Regions from separate parts of the Homo sapiens genome. Here region 1 is linked to region 2. Evidence: chromatin loops called from intact Hi-C (ENCODE). Cell type or tissue: CD14-positive monocyte. All regions are shown on one strand. Each heading gives the region's core, and the rest is flanking DNA. Links, peaks and the distances in the headings are about the cores only. Region 1 has its middle 76 kb from the start of PHLPP1. Region 2 overlaps PHLPP1 (PH domain and leucine rich repeat protein phosphatase 1).

The links. Hi-C counts contacts between places; a loop is a spot of excess contacts. Peaks named below come from ENCODE experiments on the same cell type or tissue, not always from the same donor. Only the 100,000 strongest peaks of a DNase experiment are listed, where the experiment ranks them.
Region 1: a loop joins it to region 2, with 2.3 times the contacts of the local background. A loop is called at or near these places in 19 of 110 quality-filtered maps.

What each region holds. Positions count from the first base shown.
Region 1 is chr18:62,636,455-62,641,836 of GRCh38, forward strand. No RefSeq gene overlaps it. Among named protein-coding and RNA genes, the nearest start is that of PHLPP1, 76 kb to the right of the region's middle. In CD14-positive monocyte, for the core only: CTCF peaks have their summits at 2,127 (motif pointing right) and 2,331; a DNase peak (open chromatin) is centred at 2,137.
Region 2 is chr18:62,980,139-62,985,520 of GRCh38, forward strand. It overlaps PHLPP1 (PH domain and leucine rich repeat protein phosphatase 1), which reads left to right. Exons shown (of 17, transcript NM_194449.4): 17 at 1-295. Among named protein-coding and RNA genes, the nearest start is that of PHLPP1, 270 kb to the left of the region's middle. In CD14-positive monocyte, for the core only: CTCF peaks have their summits at 2,698 (motif pointing left) and 2,901; a DNase peak (open chromatin) is centred at 2,683; H3K4me3 peaks cover 887 bases; H3K27ac peaks cover 406 bases.

The DNA of each region.
Region 1 (5,382 bases), core at 107-5,106, 340 kb before region 2:
AATTTTCGTATTTTTATTAGAGATGGCGTTTCACCATCTTGGCCAGGCTGGTCTTGAACTCTTAACCTCATGATCCACCCACCTCGGCCTCCCAAAGTGCTGGAATTACAGGCATGAGCCACCACCCCCAGCCTCTTTCTTTTCTTTTTTGAGACAGGGTCTCACTCTATCACCCAGCCTGAATGCAGTGGCACGATCACAGCTCACTGAGGCCTTAACCTCCCAAGCTCAAGCAATCCTCCTGCCTCAGCCTCTTGAGTAGCTGGGACTACAGGCATGCACCACCACGCTTGGCTAACTTTTTATTTTTTGTTGAGATGGGCGTCTCGCTATATTACCCAGGCTGGTCTCAAACTCCTGGCTTCAAGCAACCCTCCCACCTCAGCCTCCCAAAGTGCTGGGATTACAGGCATGAGCCATTGTGCCCACACTTGCTTTTTTTCTCTTTTTTTTGAGACAGAGTCTCACCCTGTCACCCAGGCTGGAGTGCAATGGCAGAATCTCAGCTCACTGCCACCTCTGCCTCCTGGGTTCAAGCGATTTTCCTGCCTCAGCCTCCCCAGTAGCTGGGATTACAGGTGCACACCACCACGCCAGGCTAATTTTTTGTATCTTTAGTAGAGACGGGGTTCACCATCTTGGCCAGGCTGGGTCTCGAACTCCTGACCTTGTGATCCACCTGCCTCAGCCTCCCAAAGTGCTGGGATTACAGGCATGAGCCACCGCACCTGGCCACTTTGTTTCTTAATTGGTTCATAAATCAGGCAGTGAAGGGAATGTTGTCTGTTGGAATCCCTCAAAGACCCTAACAGAAGTGGAAAACCAAGGGCAGAACTTGAGTAAATTGCCACATCTGTACTCTGATCAGGCAGCTTCAAATTCACATAAAGGAAAGAGGCTAAGGAAACTCCCTCTCCGTGTCTGTGGGTAAGTGTATTTACTGCTTGTGATGTATAAGACAACGCTGTAGGTATTTGGCGGCCCCAAAGACATATATGCTTCTTGGCATTCCCAGGACTTGGAATCCCATTGAAGCAAAGGCCATATCCATATTTACCTTCGTGTGTTTACCACTGGTTGTGCTGGCAAGGTTCTTGCTCTGCTGGCTTCATCTGCCTAGGGAGTTGGTTTCAAACCCTGGGATATTCATTTTCCTCCCCTGGACATGACATCATCATGTTTGCAACACCTCAACAGGCATCTCATCCAACAAGAACTGTGTTTTCTTCATTGTAATGAAATACTTAGGAAGACATGAAACCAGCCCTGTGTTTCAGCAGAACACACAAATCTAGGGTGAAATGGTTCCTTTCTTTGTCCCACTGTTAAACTCCATGCTGTATTCAGTTCCATCTTTTTTAGCTGTGATTAGGGATGAGACAAACTTAGGGCCCATGAGGAAAGGTTAAAGCAAAGGAGATTATTGTAGGGAGAAAGCTGAAGAGCAGGTTCACTGTCGTGGAATCCAGTAGCAAGGGGTAGATATTTGGCAGTTAGTGACCAGCTAGTGTTCATCTCCACTAAGGAAAGGAGAGGAAGTAGCCTTAGGCTGTGGCAGAGGGGTTGAGTCTTGGAAAGGGAGACACAGGGACTCAGTGGAACTGCCTTTTCTTGAGAACTTGACAATTAGGGTCACTTTTAGTCTGCCTGGGACAGTTGGCGTTACTCTTCAAATAAGTTTCAGAAAGAAATAACAAACCCATGGCACCAAAAACATTTGACCAAACCCATTCTCATCAAAAGAGGGCTTTTTGTTTCTGTTTTGCCCTGGGGAATCCGGTCATTACTGCCCTCTTTCCAGGAACCACTCAAATATGAGTAATACTGTGAATCCTGTTCATATGAACGTTACAGTTATTTCTATCTCCAGTCAAGAGCAGTGCCCATCTTAGAAGCTGGCTAAGGTTTCAGAGCAGCTTTGGAAGCAATATTTATTTGTAGCACATGTATGTATCTATAAAATCCTACCTAAGTAAAACAAGTGTTTCTAGAATCATGTGCCATTTGGGGAATGGAAAACTCAAAATGTAAATTGTTATGCAGGTCCTGTGATGGATTCCCCAACAGACATGTCAGTTCGTGGACAACATCCCCCATAAGTCACCGTGGGTCCTGGGGCATCCTCCTTTCCCCACCAGGGGGCAGAAGCCCTGCTTCTCACACCAGCTCAGAGTTTCTAAAACTGTGACTCGTGCCACTACTGGTGTTTGAGGCAATTTTAGTGACATACATTTCATCTTTTTTTCCCTTCTTTTCTTATACGTTAAACGAAAATAACCAAAGAGTAGATATTCCAAAGAGAAGTGAGAAGAGGCTGAGAATAACATGAGCAGAGAAATATGACATGCATTTGCTGTTTGTAAACAAGAGGGAGAAGACTATTGAAAAAGTATGGTGAGAGGACCAAGTTAAGACAGAAGGTAAATCAGTTTGTTTGTTTGTTTGTTTGTTTATTTAGAGACAGAGTCTCACTCTGTCACCCAGGCTGGAGTGCAGTGGCACGATCTCAGCTCACTTCAACCTCCGCCTCCTGGGTTCAAGCGATTCTCCTGCCTCAGCCTCCCAAGTAGTTGGGACTACAGGTGCACACCACCAAGCCTGACTAATTTTTGTATTTTTAGTAAAGACAGGGTTTCACCATGTTGGCCAGGCTGATCTCGGACTCCTGACTTTAGGTGATCCACCCACCTCAGACTCCCAAAGTGCTGAGATTACAGGCATGAGCTACCACACCCGGCCCTATAAATAAGTTTAGACAGAAAATGTGGAATCTGTCAGAGGGGACCTTGGAAGCAGTAATAAATGTAATAAACAGCATGTTAGTAATAGAACATGGGCTTTGGAGAAAATGAGATAGAATGCTGAGGTTGAGTTGCTTAACTCTCTGGCCATGGATGCAATGATGACTGGTTTTTTTTTGTTGTTTTTTGTTTGTTTGTTTGTTTGTTTGTTTTTTAACTAATGGAAAATGGGGTACTGGTGATCTACAGATTGTGATGGTGTCACAATTAATTAAATTATCACTGGTGGTAGTTATGTTTCTGGCAATAACTGATAGGTTACTCTGTATCAAACTTGTTTCTGAAAACAACTAGAAAGCTGAGATAAATATAAAAACATTTTTTAGGACATTGGAGAGCTACCAAGGTACTGAGAATTTGCAATACCAAGATTAGAGTATTTTCTCCAACTGCAGTTAAAACTAAAAATAGGTAACAAAAAGTTAAGGAGAAAAATCTCCATATGTTGGGAAATTAATCAATATGCTTATAATACCCATAAGTCAAAGGAGAAATTACAATGGAAATTAGAAAATATTTTGAATTAAGCCACAATTAAATTTCTGCATTTCACAATTTGTGGGATTTATTTAAAGCCAAGCTTAGAAGAAAACTTATAGCTTTAAAATGCACATATTCGAAAAGAAAAAAAGTGAAAACCAATGGTCTAAGAATCTATGTTTATAGCACATACATGTTTATAGCAACAGAGTTTGCAATTGCAAAAATATAGAACCAGCCCAAATGCCCATCAATCAACAAGTGGATAAAGAATATGTGGTATATATATATATATATATATATATATATATATATATATATATATATATATATACACACACACACACACACACACCATGGAATACTACTCAGCCATAAAAAGGAACAAAATAATGGCGTTTTCAGCAACCTGGTTGGAATTGGAGACTATTATTCTAAGTGAAATAACTCAGGAATGGAAAACCAAACATCATATGTTCTCACTCATATGTGGGAACTAAGCTGTGAGGACGCAAAGACATAAGAGTAATACATTGGATTTTGGGGCCTCAGGGGAAAGGGTGGGGGGTGGTGAGGGATGAAAGACTACACATGGGGCACAGCGTTCACTGCTTGAATGATGAGTGCACCAAAATCTCAGAAATCACCACTAAAGAACTTATTCATGTAACCAAAGACCACCTGTTCCCCAAAAACCTATTGAAATAAAAAATTAAAAATTTAAAAAAGAATCTATCGAAATAATTTAGAAAATAATAAAAAAATCCAATCTAATTCTAAAAAGAAAAAAAAAAGCAGAAATTAGTAAAAAAGAAAATAAATCTACAATCAACCAACAATACCAAAAGTTGGCACCTTGAAGATCAATAAAAGACAAGACCAATTAACATAGAGAAGACACAAACAATACACGAAATTCAAAAGAAGGACATCACAATCAAACCTACATTTAAAAAAAAAAAGATATCATGGGAAACTTTATGCCCATAATTTGAAAATTGTAATGAACAAATTAAAAACCAAGACATGCAAAAACTAACAAAAGAACTAAAAAATTATAATAAAGCAATTAAAGCAATGAATTTAAAATGGTATGACAAAAAAACACAAAACGAGATGGCTTCACTGGTAAATTCTACCAACTTTTTTTTTTTTTTTTTTGAGACAGAGTCTCACTCTGTTACTCAGGCTGGAGTGCAGTGGTGCGATCCTGGCTCACTGCAACCCCTGCCTCCCAGATTCAAGCGATTCTCCTACCTCAGCCTCTGGAGTATCTGGGATTACAGGTGCCTGCCACCACCCCTGGCTATTTAAATTCTACCAACATTTAAAGAAACTCTTTTAAAGAATAAATAAAGAGGGAATACTTCTCAACATGTTTTATGAAGCCAGGAAAATCTTGATATCAAGGTGTTCAGTTTTATTGATCTTTTCAAAGAACCAACTTTTGGTCTTATTGATTTTCTCAATTATATTCTGTTTCCAATTTCATTGATTTTTGTTCTTTATAATTGTTTTATCATTTTGCGTGCTTTAGGATTTATTTACTCTTCTTTTCTAGTTTCTAAGATGGAAGCCTACATTAGCAACTTGAGACCTTTCTTTTCTAATGTAAGTATTTCACGGCATAAATTTCCCTCCAAGCACTGCTTTGGCTTCACTCCATAAATTTCGATAAATTGTGTTTTCATTTTCATTCAGTTAAAAATATTTTAAAAATTTTTTCTTGAGATTTCCTTGTAGACACTGGACTGCATTAAAATTAGAAACATTTTTGCATCAAAGGATACCATTAAAGGAGTAAAATGACAGACCACAAAGTAGGAGAAGGTATTTATAGCACAAATACATGACAAAGGGCTTAGACCCAGAATACATAAAGAACTCCTACAAATCAATAAGGAAAAGACCACCCATTAGGAAAATAGGCAAAAGACAAAAAAAAAAAAAAAAAAAAAAAAAAACCAGATACTTCACAATAGAGGGCATCCAAATGGTCAATAAATATATGAAAAGCTATTCAACTTCAGTAGTCATCAAAGATGTGCAAGTTTAAACCACAATGAGACACTTCTATATAATCGCAGTGGTTAAGTGTTGG
Region 2 (5,382 bases), core at 176-5,175:
CCCTCACTTCACTGAATGAGGAGGCTGAGCAGCTGCAGTGTTTCTGTCCGGAGGAAATGGATCTTAGGCCACTGGACAAGAACCTGCACCCAAGGGCCCTGAACCCATTTTCCTCCCCTGTCCCAGCCTTCCCACTTTGACAGACACTTTTAACTGTGTTCCTTACTGCTGCCACAATCAGCATGGTTGTATAGTGCCCCATTAGGCCATTTACATACCCAGAGTTATACTCAAGCAGAATGCACAAATGGACATGTCATAATTTTTGTTACAATAAATATGAAATTTACAAGTATTTACAAGTATCTGCTTTTGTCTCAGCAGCCAGATGTTTCTTGGAGACAGTCACACTAGCTTGCGTTTAGAAAGAATGGATGGAATATTGGGGTTATCAGATATTTCTGATTTTTTTTTTAAGAGAAAAACATCCAGTAAGTTAACCTACATTGAATGAAATGTGAAATTAACCAAATGGTAAGCAGTATAATTAGCTGATCTTACAGCTTTTCTTTTCTTTTCTTTTCTTTTTTTTTTTTTTTTGAAATGGAGTCTCGCTCTGTCTCCCAGGCTGGAGTGCAGTGGTGTGTTCTCTGCCCACTGCAACCTCCGCCTCCCGGGTTCAAGTGATTCTCCTGCCTCAGCCTCTGAATAGCTGGCATTACAGGCACCCGCCACCATGCCCAGCCAATTTTTGTATTTTTAGTAAAGATGGGGTTTCACCATGTTGGCCAGGCTGGTCTCATACTCCTAACCTCAAGTGATCTGCCCACCTCAGCCTCCCAAAGTGCTAGGATTACAGGTGTGAGCCACTGTGCCAGGCCTGATCTTACAGCTTTTCTATTTCTTCTTATGACTTAGGGTAAGATGTTTGGGTACTTCTTAGGGAAGATGTGAGAAGGGGGATAGACAGAGGTTGCATAGATAGGGGAGATCCCTGGACAACTTTACTCTCACGAAGCGAAGTTTTCAGTTTTCCTGGGGGGCCTGTAGCTCACATAAGCAGGTTAACCTGCCTCTTACTTGGACAGGGTCAATCAAGCTGGTTGGCTTGCCTTCCACCACCAGCAGGAATCGTGTAGGTGCAGCGGTGTGTACTTAAGAAAGCCAGTATTCCCAGCTACTAGTCAACTGCATTTACAGACAGGGACCTCCGCCTTCACCTCGCCCCCACCCTACACGTGTGAACCTTGTGTGGAAGATACTGTTGGTCTTCATCTCACATGGACCACCTTCCTATGTAGACCTGGCTTCCTTCTTTAGGTCTGCCCTTGGGTGGGACCTGGCTAATTCAGTGACAGGGCAGTTCTTATTTCTTAACTAGTAGACTTGGTGGTGGGCTCTGTGTCCCCCTCTAGGAGGCCGCTGGGTGGACTTTGTTTTCGTAATGGCCGTACTTCATTTCCACATCAGGCTACTTGCACACAGTGCTCTTTGGAAACCACTAAAGCCATGGAAGAGAATTGCCTCATCTCGGCCCAGTGAGAGACCCAGGGACCAAGGAAGCTGACTCCCCAGTACAGGCGGAGCGCTCTGGCTGAGACTGGAAGCTAAACCACCTTGGGACCCCTGCCCCGGTTCCACTTCCCAGCCCCTTACCTTGTCCCTCGGGCTGCCCCACTGGGTTGAAGCAGATGTGGACAACTCCAAGCTCTCACACCGACGCCTTAGTTCCTGCAGGTCTGGGCTGCTTCTCTGACTTCCTCAGTTCTTAAACCCCCTCTGGGCAGGGTTCACCTGTCCCCGGGGGTGGAGCACACCCCGGCCTTGTATGTGGATCTCTTCCACCGCAGCTCACTTCCAGAGTGGTCAGAACTGGCTGAGCGTGGTCCACGGAGGCAGCAATCGCTTCCAGATTCTAAAATGGGCCCCACAGCAACTCTGTGCCAGGGGCAGCCACTGGGCCCCACAAGCTCTGATGCAGGGACACCTCATTTCCTAACTTCTGTGTCTGCTGCAGGAGAAAGGGGTATGAGACTTGGAATTGCTTTTTTCCTGAGTCCTCCAGTTTATTTGTGCTTGCTGCTGGGTTTATTGTCTCTTTTCGGTCCCATTGTGCACATACTACATGTAAGGCACCTTGGAGTGAGACTGCCCTTTGGAGGCTTGGGGTAAGTAGGGCATTTAGATGAAAAGGTAATTCAGTCAAGCACATGTTGAGTGACCAAAGTGGCATAGACTTAGCTGATAGGTCTCCATGCGGTTGCATAGGAGCTGCCTCAGTTATTTCTGAGGAGTTTCTTTGCATTTCTGTTTATCCAGATAGCATCTAATAGTATATGTAGAGCTGCTTATACAACTGAAAGTGCTTTCTGAATATTAAAGTGCTTAATATTTGAAGATCCCTGAAGCCACAGTGTCTGCAGGGTAAGTATTAGGGAGAAGGGCATTCCCGCCTGCTCTATTCCCTGCTTCCTGCTGGAAATCCAGATAATTGGGAAAGGGCTTTGAGGGGAGAGAAAGGAAGAAATGAAACGGGAAGCGGAGAGCTGTGGTGAGCCTTGCTAGGAGAAGAACCCCTGATCGAGGACCCTAGAAACTGTTTGGTGTTGGATCCAGCGCATGCTGCCCGCCCTGTGCTGCCCTCAAGCTTCCTGCCCTTCGCTCCTGCTCCCGAGCACTGGCTTTGATGAGAGGTAGCAGAGCCGATCTCTGGGACCCAGAAACCCCACCTGCCTGCCTTGGTTTCTCTTGATTGCTTTTGTCACAGCACCACCTGCTGGTAAGCTTAGACTTTGGGTGGAAATGGGCTTCACTCTTTATCCTTCCTTCACTTTCCCAGAAGAAACAAAGTGTTTAAGTTTCTTATCACTGTATTTTCGTAAACACATGATAGCAAACTCCTATACCACTGTCAAGTATAGCCGAGAAGCTGTGTTTCCGCTTTGTAAGACAGTAGAAGTGATGACAGCTGGTTCCTGTGATGAGCCTGATTTTCCATGGGAAATTGACATGCAGAAATATTAAGATGGATAACCAGAATCATATAGTTTTGCTGGGAGAGAAGTCTGTCTTCAATGTCCATCTAATTCCCAATTCCCCTTTCCATGGTTAAAAAAAGCAAAACACAAAGCATCTGTTAACATGTTCTGGACCTTATAGGATAACACCTGAGAGTCCCCTCACCACTGGCACTGCAGGGGAGAGAAGAAGAATTCCATTTGATCATGTGAACATTCATCAAAGGGTATTTTGAGTTCATCCCTGACATGTTATCACAAGATAGAATTTCAGGCCGGGCACGGGGGCTCATGCCTATAATCCCAGCACTTAGGGAGGCCAAGGCGGGTGGATCACTTGAGGTCAGGAGTTCGAGACCAGCCTGGCCAACATACTGAAATCTCGTCTCTACTAAAAATACAAAAATTAGCCAGGTGTAGTGGTGCATGCCTGTAATCCCAGCTACTCGGGAGGCTGAGGCAGGAGAATCGCTTGAACACAGGAGTCGGAGGTTACAATGAGCCGAGATTACGCCACTGCATTCCAGCCTGGAATGCAGAGACTGGAACAGCCTGGCGACAGAGACTCTGTCTCAAAAAAAATTTTTTTTTCTTTTATTATCATACTTTAAGTTCTAGGGTACATGTGCACAACGTGCAGGTTTGTTACATATATATACATGTGCCATGTTGGTGTGCTGCACCCATTAACTCGTCATTTACATTAGGTATATCTCCTAATGCTATCCCTCCCCGCTCCCCCACGCCACAACAGGCCCCGGTGTGTGATGTTCCCCACCCTATGTCCAAGTGTTCTTATTGTTCAATTCCCACCTATGAGTGAGAACATGCGGTGTTTGGTTTTCTGGCCTTGTGATAGTTTGCTGAGAATGATGATTTCTAGCTTCATCCATGTCCCTGCAAAGGACATGAACTCATCCTAAAAAAAGATAGAATTTCTATAAAGTGTGGGTTTCTGGTATCTGCCTTACCTACCTCTCCAGCAATCAAATTAGGTCATGTATTTGCAGTAATTTAAATACTAAAGCCTTATGTAAGTGTAAATATTGTCATTGTTACAAATGAAGGAACTAAGGGGCGTCTGAAAGAAAATAATGAGGAATGCAGCAAAAGCACCTTTTTAAGCCAGGTATGGTACTGTGGGCCTGAAGTTAGTCCCAGCAACTTGGGAGGCTGAGGCTAGAGGATCACTTGAGCCAACGAGTTCAAGGCCAGCCTGGGCAACACAGCAAGCCCCTGACTCTTAAAAAAAAAAAAAAAAGAAAGAAAAAAGTACCTTTTTGAAAATGGGAAACTCTTAAGTCACTTATTACAATTGTTATAGAAGGAAAAGCACTGGTAATGATGGAGAAAATGGGCTTCTCTCATTTGTTGCCATTTCATTTTTCTTTCATTGCATCCCCCTAACTCACACTGTGCAAACTAGTCTATGGAAACTCTTATCTCACTATTGTCATTTATCTGTCATGAACTGATTCTTATTGCTATGTATTTGAAAGACGGCTCTAAGGTGGTTTTTTTTTTCCCCTAAGCCTCACCCCACTCAGCACCAAAATTACAACAAAGTTCCAACTTAGTACGGCGAGTCTATTGCCCTGCTCACTAAGTGAATGTAGGAATTACATCTAGCAGACAAAGCTTTGGGCTGGTGATGGAAAGCACACCCCACCGCTCACACCCTCCTGCTTCACTGTGTGCATTCATTCAACGTGTTTAGGAAACACCAGTAAAGAGCTGGCTACTTTGCATGGCTCTGCCTCACCAGCACGGGGCCCTGAGAAAATGGCTTGGTGTGGAGGTGGCTGTGCTAACCTCATGAGGGTGTGAGCCAGCCTGACGATGGCCTACGGGCCCACATGAATGGCAGAAGCCAGTGTGGAGGCCCCATATATTGTCCTGTTCCTTCTGGAAGACTAAGGTTGAACACTGCCGAGGAAATTGGCAGATGGGTCCTCAAGGCAGCCGTCCATTTTCTGGGGTGTGTGGTAGAAAGCTGGAGGCTATGCTGTCCCCAGCCCTGATGTGAGTACCCATAAACAATCATGGCATTTCTCCAGCTTCGGTTCATGAGTCCCTTCATTTTATGCCCAATCAGAAACACAGTGTTCTTCTATCCTGTGCAGAGGGGGAAGCAACAGAACACTTGGAGAATTTTCTTCCATCTGCTCATGACTGGAATTGCTCTCATTGTCATTCCTCCGCTTTTCTAAGGACAGGGAAGGAAAACTGCCTTCACTGAAATCACAGGTACTTTCTAGTCATTCAGTTTCTTAGGTCTTATTCCATTCTGGTAAGCTGGCACTTTCCCCTAATTACCAATCTTACCTATTGAGAGAAAGTTGAAATGGCAACAAAGATGGTTTTCCCAAATGCTACACCTCCAGATGTTGACTTTTCTTGAACTCATAAATAAGTGATTTGCTCT